Regions from separate parts of the Homo sapiens genome. Here region 1 is linked to region 2. The links are chromatin contacts, found by Hi-C or POLR2A ChIA-PET in ENCODE. All regions are on one chromosome and are shown on one strand. The core of a region is the stretch at or near the end of the contact, and the rest is flanking DNA. Distances in the headings are between cores, read along the strand shown. Region 1 has its middle 20 kb from the start of TRK-CTT1-2. Region 2 holds the start of CTSH (cathepsin H).

What was found. Hi-C counts contacts between places; a loop is a spot of excess contacts on that map. ChIA-PET counts read pairs that join two places held with the same protein, here RNA polymerase II (POLR2A). Pooled maps may share reads with other maps.
Region 1: a pooled map shows a loop between it and region 2 (2.0-fold over the local background). The contact joins the enhancer-like site here to the promoter of CTSH in region 2. A Hi-C loop is called at or near these places in 1 of 37 single-sample maps with no recorded cell type and 2 of 50 pooled maps. POLR2A ChIA-PET finds 5 or more read pairs at or near these places in 2 of 52 experiments (HEK293 and T-cell).

Annotation. Positions count from the first base shown.
Region 1 is chr15:78,837,542-78,843,924 of GRCh38, forward strand. No RefSeq gene overlaps it. Among named protein-coding and RNA genes, the nearest start is that of TRK-CTT1-2, 20 kb to the right of the region's middle. Within about 2 kb of position 5,075, at least 2 of the 41 ENCODE cell types and tissues checked have a DNase peak (open chromatin) inside an H3K27ac peak, as active enhancers do.
Region 2 is chr15:78,939,582-78,946,371 of GRCh38, forward strand. CTSH (cathepsin H) reads right to left here and starts at 5,465. Exons shown (of 12, transcript NM_004390.5): 1 at 5,310-5,465. The coding sequence starts at 5,400. RefSeq lists enhancers at 1-42, 3,668-3,717, 4,148-4,197, 4,658-5,196, 5,197-5,735 and silencers at 4,586-4,880, 5,318-5,667.

The DNA.
Region 1 (6,383 bases), core at 3,825-6,324, 100 kb before region 2:
CCCTCAGCGGCAAATGGGGGAGGGGTGGGAGGGGCAGCTCTCCATCTCCTGCACCCCCTCCAAGAGGGCAAATGTGGGTGGGTAGCGAAAGAGCATCTTCAGCTCACAGAGGTGTCCCCCACCTCTCACAGCAGCCTGGCTTCTGCAGGCTAGGCCCTGTCAAGATTTCTGTGCTGAATTCTCTCCTGAAGAGGGCAGGCCGCTTCTCTGAGCTCCCCACCCTAAGTCACACAGCCTCGCTGGCGTGGAGCCCCTCCTGACTCTGGCCACCTTTGTCTTTTCCCCTTCAGACAGGACAGCAGCTGAGCCTTTCTTTCTCTTCTATTCCACCTCGCTCCTTCCCCTCCGTGGAATCTTCCAGGTGATGGAACCTCAGGCAGAAATGTTCTAGTCCTGGCCGGGTGCGGTGGCTCACGCCTGTAACCCCAGCACTTTGAGAGGCCAAGGTGGGTGGATCACCTAAGGTCAGGAATTCGAGACCAGTTGGCCAACATGGTGAAACCCCGTCTCTACTAAAAATACAAAAACTAGCTGGGCATGGCGGCAGGCGCCTGTAACCCCAGCTACACCAGAAGCTAAGACACGAGAATCACTTGAACCCAGGAGGAGGAGGCGGAGGCTGCAGTGAGCCAAGATTGGCACTCCAGCCTGGGCGATGGAGGGAGACTCTGTCTCAAAAAAAAAAAAAAGAAAAAACTATTCTAGTCTTTTCCTCAGCCCCAGCCTGCTCTCTTGGGGGCCCTTGTATTCCCACTTCGTGCTCCCTACTCCACCCCCATGTGTCCTGTGCCCTCTCTCTGTCTGTATTGTGGCTGTCACTCTCCACTCCCGGGCACCCTGCACTTCCTCTGGCCTACCTGGCTCCCCCGGCACAGTGCTTTGCCTGTGAAGTATAGAAACCTGAATGCTGAGTATGTTTTCCTGTCTTCTTTTCAATTATGAACTGTCAATGTCTGTGTCTGACTTTTGCTTGAATTGCTTATACAGTAGGTTCTCAATAAATAACCAATATATGAGTGCAGTCTACATGGTACATCCTCACTCTCCAGTTCGCCTGTGTATGATGCTGTCTTCGGTCTCTTTCCTCATTCCCTTAGCCTGAGCAGAGTCTGCCAAAGCCTCGCATAGATTGCAGAAGGCTGCTTCTAAAATCCAAGCTCTTGAGGAATGGGCCAGCTGGCCTGAGTCTTCTCTGGCACTCACATTTGTTCAGCCTGCCACATTCCCCTTTATGTCATCATCTCAGTTAATCCTCATAGCATCTTTGGGAGCTGGATCTCATTATTATTCCCATCTCCTGGAGGAGCAAACTGAGGCTTCAAGCAGAGGAGTGGCATACAGCTGCTCCTGTATGCCACAGAGCTGTAACAACAGAGCTGAGAGACAATCCTAGGTCCCCCACCCTGCACTGCCTTTAGTAAGAGTTGTCAGACAGGAGTTAATCAAGACAGAAATGATTAGAGTAAATGTGGAGGTGACTGATGGCTTGCTACTTTCTATAGTTGTTTTATTTTATTTATTTATTTATTTATTTTTGAGATGGAGTCTCACTCTGTCGCCCAGGCTGGAGAGCAGTGGTGCTATCTTGGCTCACTGCAACCACCGCCTCCTGGGCTCAAGCGATTCTCCTGCCTCCCGAGTAGCTGGGACTACAGGCACACCTGGCTAATTTTTGTATTTTTAGTATAGGTGGGGTTTCACCATGTTGGCCAGGCTGGTCTTAAACTCCTGACTTCAGGAGATCTGCCCGCCTCGGCCTCCCAAAGTGCTAAGATTACAGGTGTGAGCTACCACATCCGGCCAACAGTTGTTTTATCTTAATAGAGGCTGTCCTAGAGGCTTTTGGATTTGTAGGGGTTGCTTGAGGAGGGTGGACTTGGGTTTGAAGCAGAGGCTTCAAGATACTGTCCGAGAAATGGAGTCTTGACCACTGACAGATATAAGGCCACTCCTGGCTAAATTCCAACCTCCCAGGACAGGATGGGAGAGAAGCAGAGCAGGGAAAACCAGATCACAGCAGCTGGAGGAATAGGTGGGAGGTGAGAAGAAGAGTCTGCAATGTCAGCACATGGGAGGCGAGGAGCTGAGACTGCAAATGCAGACAGCCCTTTCAACATGACCTGGTATGGAGAAAGAGAATGGGAAGTTGCCATAGGTTTGTGAGAGAAGCAGGTGGCTCTTTAGGTACTAGTGGGAAGGAGCCAGTAGAGCAGAAGAGGCTGAAGACAGAAAAGAGAGGAGACCATGGAAGAGTGAGCACTTGCGGGGGATGAGAACACCTGGAGTTATTAAGGGGGCTGGGGGAGGTAGTTGTAGATAGCATGAACCCCAAGATTGACAAACATATTTGAAAGAAGATGCTCTTGTGCATTGAATTGTGTCCCCCCACCTCCAAAAAAATATGTTGAAGTCCAGCCCAAGATTAGAAGTATGGGAGTGGCCCCACATGGTCTAACAGGGAGCCACAGCAGAGGTTTTGGGCTGAAGGAGGCTAGTTGACTGGGAAGGACAGACAGCGTGAAAGTGAAGGTGGCTCTGGTTGCAGTACAGGTAGTGTGGCACGGAGGAGAAAGCATAAGCACTGTCACTTCTGGGCTGTGCATTCGGTTGTGAGTGAAGCATGCCTTTTAAAAATATTTTTTTTCTTTTTTTTGAGACAGAGTCTTGGTCTGCTGCCCAGACTGGAGTGCAGTGGCACAATCTCAGCTCACTGCAACCTCCGCGTCCTGGTCTCAAGTGATTCTCTTGCCTCAGCCTCCCGAGTAGCTGGGATTATGGGTGAGCACCACCAAGCCCAGCAAATTTTTTTAGTTTTAGTAGATATGGGATTTCACCATGTTGGCCAGACTGGTCTTGAACTCCTGATCTCAAGTGATCCACCCACCTTGGCCTCCCAACATGCTGGGATTACAGGCATGAGCCATCATGCCTAGCCAAAATCTTGAGTTTTGTCTTCAAAAGTAGTTTAGTTGGTTGTCTGCTGCCTACTGTATACAAGTTTATTTTACAGCAAAAAAGAATGATCCCCTTCCCCCATCCTCAAGTGACTGATGCTCTTGGAAGATACTCCAACTATATCCTGAGTAGCACTGTGGAGAGCCCCAGTCTGAGAAGCATGAACTTTGAGAAGCAAGGTAAAGCCCAGAATCCTTTGCCTCCCCCATGGCCTTGGTGTGGCCCAGGCTCCCTCTCCAGTCTTCTCTGGCTATGCCCCTCATGCCTGTGCCCTGAGCAAATCCACTTCCTGCTCTTCCTTCTGCCTGGAGTGCCAGTCCTGCCCTGCCCTGCTGGGTGGGAGGTGTTCTCGGGCTCCCACAGTCCCTTGTGTATCCGGTACTGTGGTGCTCCGTTGTCATGGCTGCTGATCCCTAGACTCAGCGCCCTGAGTCAGAACCCGCTTCCCTTTTTGGCCTTCTTGCCTCTCAAAGCATTTTTTATCACCTCTTTTAAAGCACTCAGGTTCCACAGACAGTGATTTGGGCCTGATGGAGTTAATGTTTTAGACCCCCAGATACGGCAGGTTTGTACTAAGTCATGCACTTGTTCAGGCTTCCTCTGGTTCCTGGGGGCCCTGAAGAGCACCTGCCACAGGGTACTTCTGGTTCCATCCCTTGTGGGCATGGCCCCCCTTCCTGGGCTGAGCAGGAGCTTCTGGAAGCTGGGACCATGCTTCTGCTGTCTGTGTGTGTCTCCCCCACAACAGCCTCTGGCCTGGAGTGGGCGGTGGAATATTCCTTGCTGAAATGGAAATGTGTGTGGCTCTGGCTCTTGACCTTTCCCCTTTAAGTTTCTCTGCTCTTAACTCCTTGATTAAAATGTCAAGTAAGCAGGGATCTGTAAACCCATTTTTAATTCCATGGGGAGTGGAAAAGGGCTCCATTTTAAATGACCTTCTGCTGTGGCTGGCATGAATAATCATCTCCTAAATGACACCCTTTGAGAATGGAAAAAGTAAGACTCTGTGCGGGGAGTAGGGGAGGCCACCCCTGCAGGGATCTAGTGGTTGCTGTGGTTTTTCAGCACTGCCCCAGGGAGTTGGGAATATAGGCAAGGGACCAAAAATGCTATTAATCAACAAAACATTGGTTCAGAAACTGTGGAACGTGTAAGCTAGAAGCATCCTCAGAGGTGCTTTCGAATGCCTCCCCCCAACTTTTTTTCATTGTTGTTGTTGAGATGGAGTCTTGCTCTGTTGCCCAGGCTGGAGTGCAGTGGTGCGATCTCGGCTCACTGCAACCTCTGCCTCCCAGTTCAATGATTCTCCCGCCTCAACCTCCCCAGTAGCTGGAACTACAGGTGTGCACTACCACGCCTGGCTAATTTTTGTATTTTTAGTAGAGACGGGGTTTCACCATGTTGGCCAGGCTGATCTAGAACTCCTGACCTCAGGCAATCCGCCCACTCAGCCTCCCACAGTGCTGGGATTACAGGCATGAGCCACTACGCCCGGCCTAAATGCCCCTATTTTAGAGATGGGGAAATTGAGGTCCAGGGAGGGAGGCTGCTGTCCGAGGATACACAAGGAAGAGATGTCACAGCCTGCCTCTCAGTCTGACAGAGTCCCAGGAGGAAGCCAGGCCACCCCGGACAGGGTGACCAAGCATCTGGTTTGCTTGGGACTGAGGGAATTCCTGGCACCTGGAACTTTCATTGCTAACACTGAGACAGCCTCAGGCAAACCCCAGTGGTGGGTCATGGTTTCTCTCTCTGGCTATAAAGGCTTCCAGACGAGTTCTAGAAGAGTGAAAAGGCAGAGGTATCTGAGGCCCAGTCTGTCACTTGGACCCAGCAGGACCAGTGGTCCAGCTGGCAGTGAGGTGGGCCGCCAGGCCTAAGGTGGCTGAGGCTCTAAAGCTTCCCAGTGTCTGCCTTGCTGGGCACTTCCCTCTGGGCCTCCAGCTCTGCCCGTCTTTGACTGTTGTGCTCTGTCTGTACAAAAGACACGATTTTTAAAATCTCTCTTGGGCTGTTTAACTTTGATCTCTGTAAACATTTATTTCAATAAATGTACATCCACATGGTATGTATTTTGAGAGGTTCAGTTTAGCAACGTGCTGGCAAGTCTTTCTGATGTTTTGCAGCTTGGGGAAATCCAGCTAGCTCAGTTCCGTGCTCTCTGTGTGACATCTGTCTGTAAATTCCTGCATCTCTCTGAGTCTTGGTTTCCCCATGTGTGAAGTGAGAAATGCAAGTATCTACCTTGTTGAGTTGCTCTGAGAAGTAAAGAGAAACAACTGCAAATTGCCTGGCACGTAGTAAGCACTCAGTAAAAGGTAGCAGTTCTTTTTTTTTTTTTTAAACTTTTTTTGTTGTTTTGAGTCTTGCTCTGATGTCCAGGCTGGAGTGCAGTGGTGTGATCTCTATTCACTGCCACCTCCGCCTCCTGAGTTCAAGTGATTCTCCTGCCTCAGCTTCTTGAGTAGTTAGGATTACAGGTGCATCTCATCACACTCAGCTAATTTTTGTATTTTTTGTAGAGACAGAGTTTCACCATGTTGGCCAGGCTGGTCTTGAACTCCTGTCCTCAATTGATCCGCCTGCCTCGCCTTCCCAAAGTGCTGGGATTGTAGGTGTGAGCCACTGCACCTGGCCAAAAGTTAGCTCTTCTTATCTCGACTCCCTGGTGGCTCTAGGTCTAGTTGGTCCTTGCCTTTGAGGTATGGGGGAGTCAGCCAGGGATTAGTGAAGGCACTGGAATTCTCTATGGATGGAAATTTAAGATTTTTCCTCCTGGCTCCTGTAGGTTCAGAACTTAACTCTGCTGTTAAATATGCATTAGTTTCCATGCAGAGGAAACTAATAGGCTTTTCACCAGAGCTTCTTTTCTCCTTAAATTCTCAGAACAGAGCTGGATTCTGAAGGAGGCTCATGTCTTCTCTATACAGAGCTGCCATAATCCAACAGTAAGGAAGACTGGACGTGGGGCAGGTGGAGGTGGAGTAAATGGAGGGGAGCAGGGCTGTGGCCTGGGCATCAGGAGACAGGGCTTGTCCCAAGTCTGCCCCTCATGTGAGTGATGTAAGGAAAGCCCTTTCCTCTCTGGGCCTCTGCTTCCCCTCTGTGAGATAAGTAGGTCAGAGTCAGTGATCTCTAAGGCTCTATCTAGGTCTCGATTCTTTGACTCTAGGCTCCTACATCCAGCCCCATGCTACATACACAGTATACATTGATAAAGATGACATTTAATGATTGTTTGTTTAATGAATTGATATATGGGGCGGGGGACGTTGCTGACACTCATGGGGACTTTGACCCTTACCATTCTCTTCCGTGGGGAGGGTCTGGCCCTAGTGTGACATTCACTTTTTTTTTTTTTTTGAGACAGATTAGCACTCTGTCACCCAGGCTGGAGTGCAGTGGCACGATCTCAGTTCACTGCAACC
Region 2 (6,790 bases), core at 4,215-6,714:
TTAATTTAAAAAGCTATCTACTCCAGCTGGGCGCGGTGGCTCATGCCTGTAATCCCAGCACTTTGGGAGGCCGAGGTGGGCCGATTGCCTGAGGTCAGGGGTTCAAGACCAGCTTGGCCAACATGGCGAAACCCTGTCTCCACAAAAATATAAAAATCAGCTGGGTATGGTGGTGTGTGCCTGTAATCCCAGCTACTCGGGAGGCTGAGGAGAATCGCTTGAACCCGGGAGGCGGAGGTTGCAGTGAGCCGAGATCGTGCCACTGCACTCCAGCCTGGGCGACAGAGAGAGACTCCGTCTCAAAAACAACAACAACAAAAAACAAACCTATCTATTCCAAGGGCAAGCACTGTTTTTCCTTATGGGGACAGGTAGTAAATATTTCAGGCTTTGCCATCTATATGGTTTCTGCCACAACTACTCAACTCTGCCCCTGCGGCTCAGAGACAGCCACAGAGACTGTGAACATTAATGGGTAGGACTGCGTTCCCGCAAGACTTCACAAAAACGAAACCTCACATGTACCCCCAAATATGTACAGATATTATCAAAAACATAATAAAACAAACAAGACAAAATATTTTACAAAAGCAGGCCAGCCATTTGTTTTTGGATTCCTGCCGTATTTCCCCATGTATGTTCTTATCTAAACATTTCATTTTAAATTTGAATACCTCCAAAGACATATTCCAACTTATAAATATTGAGATTTAAAAATAACACCTGGCAGTGTGGCCCAAGCCTATAATCTCAGTACTTTGGGAGGCTGACACAGGCGAATCCCTTGAGCCTAGGAGTTTGGGACCAGTCTGGGCAACAAAGTGAGACCTCGTCTCTACAAAAAAATAAAAAAAATTAGACGGGAGAATCACTTGAGCCTGGGAGGTTGAGGCTGCAATGAGCTATGATAGCGCCACTGCATTCCTGCCTGGGTGACAGGAGTGAGACCTTGTCTCAAAAAAAAAAAAAAAATCTCTAAAAATAAGATTGTTATATCATTCTTTTAAAGCTAGCCAGTGGAATCTAAATACCATGATGATTTGATATCCACCATCAGTAACATGAACAAACTTTTCTATAAGAGTCAGGTATTTAGGCGGGGTGTGGTGGCTCACGCCTGTAATCCCAGCACTTTGGGAGGCCAAGGTGGGCAGATCACCTGAGGTCAGGAGCTCATGACCAACTTGGCCAACATGGCAAAACCCCAGCTCCACTAAAAATACAAAAATTAGCTGGGCATGGTGGCAGGCGCCTGTAATCCCAGCTACTCAGGAGGCTGAGGCAGGAGGATCGCTTGAACCTGAGAGGCGGAGGCTGCTGTGAGCCGAGATTGTGCCACTGCACCCCAGCCTGGGTGACAAGAGCGAAACTCCATCTCAAATAAAGAAAACAAAACAAAAAAGAGTCAGATATTATACAGAGTTTCTTTTTCTTGTTGAACACCTATCTCCATCCCCACCTGGCAGAATTTTATCCTAAGGGAACATACATTTTTATGCTTGATCACCTTCACATTCTTTTCTGCAACAACAACAAAAAGTTTAAATTTAAATTATTTATTTTGGCTGGGCGCCGTGGCTCATGCCTGTAATCCCAGCACTTTGGGAGGCTGAGGCAGGTGGATCATGAGGTCAGGAGTTTGAGACCAGCCTGGCCAACATGGTGAAACCTCATCTCTACTAAAAATACAAAAATAAGCCAGACGTGGTGGCATGCACCTGTAGTCCCAGCTACTTGGGAGGCTGAGGCAGAAGAATTGCTTGAACCTGGGAGGCAGAGGTTGCAGTAGCCAAGATCGTGCCACTGCACTCCAGCCTGGGCGACAAAGCGAGACTCTGTCTAAAAAAAAAAAAAAAAAAAAAAAAAAAATTAAATGTTTTTACTACCTGTGACCCATACATCTGTGAATATTATAAAAATTTATTCTGGAGCTGGGCGCGGTGGCTCATGCCTGTAATCCCAGCACTTTGAGAGGCTGAGACGGGCGGATCACGAGTTCAGAAGATCGAGACCATCCTGGCTAACACGGTGAAACCCCAACTCTACTAAAAATACAAAAAACAAATTAGCCGGGCGTGGTGGCGGGCGCCTGCAGTCCCAGCTACTCAGGAGGCTGAGGCAGGAGAATGGCGTGAACCCGGGAGGCGGGGCTTGCAGTGAGCCGAGATCACGCCACTGCACTCCAGCCTGGGCGACAGAATGAGACTCCGTCTCAAAAAAAAAAAAAAAAATTTATTCTGGATTGAGTAATCATAATTATTATTAGTGTCCCAACTGATTAAAACATTTCAAATGTATTATACATTATGAAAAGTAATTGTTAAACATCAAAAGTAAAATTGTATCAGAAATGCATCTCTTAATGTGATAAACAGTACTCTACTGCCCATCCCCCGCAATGGATTTATATTTTCATGAGTGAATATTGTTTGGTTGAGAAAAGGTTCAGCATTAATTCTGGTCTTATTTTTGTTTCTTATAGGTCAAAGGGCTGGGAAACCCTGCTCAAATAAGCAGCTGGGAATGGAGGCAGTTTTTAAGAGCAATGCCACTTAATTCTTCGCACTCCTTTCTGTGCATCCAATCCCATGGTGCTCTATCACTCAGCCCTCCCTCCCTCCCTTTCTTTCCTTCTTTTTTTTTTTTTTTTTTGAGAAGGAGGCTGGCTCTGTTGCCCAGGCTGGAGGGCAGTGGCACGATATCAGCTCACTGCAACCTCCACCTCCCTGGTTCAAGCAATTCTATCTCAGCCTCCCAAGTAGCTGGGATTACAGGTGCCCACCACCACGCCCGGCTAATTTTTATATTTTTAGTAGAGATGGGGTTTCACCATGTTAGCCAATCTGGTCTGAAACTTCTGACCTCAGGTGATCCACCCACCTTGGCCTACCAAAGTGCTGGGATCACAGGCGTGAGCCCCCACGCCTGGCCTCACTCAACATTATTTTTAAGACCTCATCAGTTGATATCCCCATGAAGTCCTCTCCTCTTCAATTCAGTTTCCTTGAGGAATTGAGAATGCCAGATATGAACGATTTATTACCGTTTTGTCTTTTTGTTTGCTGTCCCTATTGTTTTTATACCCATGGGTTCAGGTTCAGATTGAATGAGAGGAAAGAGGTTCCCCCTTGCCTTCAGGGGCTCTCTCCCAGTTTTAGCAAAGAGGACACTTGGAAATAAAAGGTCTGTAAATGGATTTCCAGAACACTCTCTGCCGGCATCACTTGAAATATCTTCCTGTTTCCCCAAGGATCCATACCTCCAGTGTGAAGATCACTACCACACAGCATTTAGATCTCCGTTTTTGGGTCTCGAACCTGTTCCAGAGACCAATCTATGGCCGTTTTCCCTGGGGAAAATGCACATTTCCTCAACATGGCTCCCTTTAGGGTTTCAGGGGATTCCAGATCTTGATTAAGGGCCCTGCTGCAGCTGAGGGCTTTAGAGGAAGACAGACCTCAACTCAGGACAAGAGTTGGAGGCAGGGTTTGAGTTTAGGACAATTGACTACCAGTTTGCCTCTGGAGAGATTATTCTGGGGCCAGAATAATCTGCTGGTGAACCGTGCCTTACCCTAAAATAGATCCATTCCAATCTAGTCAGGACTTTAAAAGTGCCATAATACCTTGCCTGGATTTACAGCAGGTTTCAGGAAAGTACAGTATTCCCCTGTTTGTTTGTTTGTTTGTTTTAGATGGAGTCTTACTCTGTCACCCAGGCTGGAGTGATCGCCACCTCTCAGTTTCAAGCGATTCTCCTGCCCCAGCCTCCTGAGTACCTGGGATTACAGGCACCTGGCTACCACACCCAGCTAATTTTTGTATTTTTAGTAGAGACAGGGTTTCACCATGTTGGCCAGGCTGCTCTCGAACTCCTGACCTAAAGTGATCCGACTGCCTCGGTCTCCCAAATTGCTGAGATTACAGGTGTGAGCCACCGCAGCCGGTCCCTGACTCCTGTTTTAGTACAGCTCCTGGGCTACAAACGGTTTCTTACAATTTTAAATGGTTAGAAGAAACATATTTCGTAGCACCCAAAAATCCCTTGAAACTGAAATTTCAGTGGCCATAAAAATCATTTATTAGAACCCAGTTACACTGACTCACTTACATACAATCTATGGTTGCTATCACACTACCATGGCAGAGTTAGTAGTTGCTACAGAGACCACCATAAAGCCTAAGTTATTTACCGTCTGGTCTTTCACAGAAAAAGTTTGCCAAGCCCTGCTCTGGAATTCAGACAGCCTCTCAGCGCCAGCCTTCTCCAGGCAGCCCTCGCTTGCGGCAGCTAGGTTTTCCTTAGGCGGGAACTGACCTGGAGCTGGGCGCCCACTGAGGTTTGCAAGGCTGGGGAGCTTTTTAAATAAATAGGTGGGAAGGAATGAGGCAACCCTCTGGCCCAGATTCAGCCTCAGTGATCTCTGTCCCATCCCCTGAGCCTCTAGCTGGGGGAAAGCCCTGTCCCGTTCCTCCAGAGCTCAGGGCACCCCCCCTCCCTAGGTTCTTGGCTCCTTGGGTTGTTTCTTGGCTACTTTTCTCGGTGAAGGGGGCAGGTGGTCTTTAAGTTCAGAGCCTGTGGGCTGAGGCTGGGACCAGGGACAGTAGGAAAGGAGGGAGGCAGTAGGGAAGAGCAGGCTCCTTGCCTTCAGCCAGGGGAGGTGCCTGAGCCCGGGCAGTAGACAGGATGCAAGGGCAGCACGAAGCTGGACCAGTCGCAGCCAATCTGGCCAACAAGAGGAGTCCTGGGGCTCCACCTGACGCCATGGGCCCTGGGGTGCTGTTAAAAGCGCTGTTGGTCTGAGTGCTTTCCCTGGTGCCGTTGCACAGGGATTCACTGTTCCAAACAGCCCGTCCAACCTACTCTACAGATGGGACTCCCAAGACACTACGGGGATCCCCTGTGTGCCAAGTCCCGGGGGAAGCTGCTAGAGAAGGCTGGGACGTCCTTGCTCACCTCTGGCAGGGACAGATCAGAGTCCTCTGTGTGACACTCTGTGTCCCCAGTTGAGGAAGGCGGAAGGAGCTGCGGGCTCCTTTGGTATTCTAGGCTGGAGAGCCACCTGGCTAGGTGGGACCCTGGACACTCAGCCCATCTGCTCCTCTGGTCCTACAAGCCGCCCACCCTCCGAGAACCCCCGCCTATAATGCAGTTTACCCCTCCCCGTGCCAGCACGCAGAGTTCCTGGCCTCTCACCGGGGAAAGCTCTGCCCCGTTCCTCCGGAGCCCAGTGCGCCCCTGGCCAAGTTCTCCCAGCGTCCACTCTAGGGCCTGCTAGCACCCTCTCGGGCGGCGCGCCCTCTGCGTACCTAAGGAGTTCACGCACAGTTCGGCGGCACCGCAGACGGGGACTCCCAGGAGCCAGGCCCCGGCGCAGAGCAGCGGCAGCGTGGCCCACATCGCAGCGCTGGCGGCTTGGCTCTTGCGCTCAGGGTCCGCGGAGGTGGCGGCCCAGAGCGTCAACTGGGAGCGCGGGGGGGGAGCGGCACGAGCGTGGAGGAGCGGCGGGAGCGCGAAGGGGCGGAGCGAGCGCGGGGCGGAGCGAGCGCGGGGCGGGGTGGGCGGTACTCCCCCGAGGCCGGGCTCGCGGGAGGGGGCGGCGCCGACTAACTCGCCAGCTCTAGTTCACCTGTCGGCCGGCCGCGTCGCTCCCTTATCTCCTCTGGGAGGAAGGGCTTATCTGGGTATCAGGCCTGGCTGAGTCCTGGATCTGCCTGGACTGGCTGGCACCGCGCGGGGAGGTCTCAGCCTGGCCTCTCCCTCTCCCAGCCTGTCGCCATCCCCACGTCCCCCATCTCCCTGCGTGTCCCCACCTCGCACCCCCCCATCTCCCTGCCTATCCCCAACTCGCACCCCTCATGTCCCTTCCTGTCCCCACCTCACACCATGTCCCTGCCTGTCTTCACCTTGCACCCTCCATCTCCCTGCCTGTCCCCACCTCGCTCCCCCTATGTCCCTGCCTGTCTCCACCTCACACCCCCATCTCCCTGAATGTGCCCACCTCCCACCCCCTATGTCCCTGCCTGTCCCCACCTCCCACCCCCATGTCCCTGCCTGTCCCCACCTCGCACCCCCATGTCCCTGCTTATCCCCACCTCGCACCCCCCCATCTCCCTGCCTGTCCCCAACTCACACCCCCCATCTCCCTGCCTGTCCCCACCTCAGACTCCCCATGTCCCTGCCTGTCTCCACCTCACACCCTTATGTCCCTGCCTGTCCCCACCTCGCACGCCCCACGTCCCTGCCTGTCCCCACCTCGCACTCCCCATGTCCCTGCTTGTCCCCACCTCGCACCCCCCATCTCCCTGCCTGTCCCCACCTCACACCCCCCATGTCCCTGCCTGTCTCCACCTCACAGCCTTATGTCCCTTCCTGTCCCCACCTCGCACCCCCCATCTCCCTGCCTATCCCCACCATACCCCTATGTCCCTGCCTGTCCCCACCTCACACCCCCATGTCTCTGCCTGTCCCCACCTCACACCCCCATATCCCTGCCAGTCCCCACCTCACATCCCCCCATCTTCCTGCATTTCCCCACCTCACACCCCTATGTCCCTGCCTGTCCCCGCCTTGCACCTCCCATCTTCCTGCCTGTCCCCACCTCACACCCCCTCATGTCCCTGCGTGTCTCCACCTTGCACCCCCATCTCCCTGCCTGTCCCCACCTCATACCCCCCATGTCCCTGTGTGTCTCCACCTCAGACTTTCCCCCACACTCCCCACGTCTCCCTGCCCTGGTTAACCACATTTCCCTGGCTTCCCTTTTGCTTGGAGTGGACTTACAACTGAA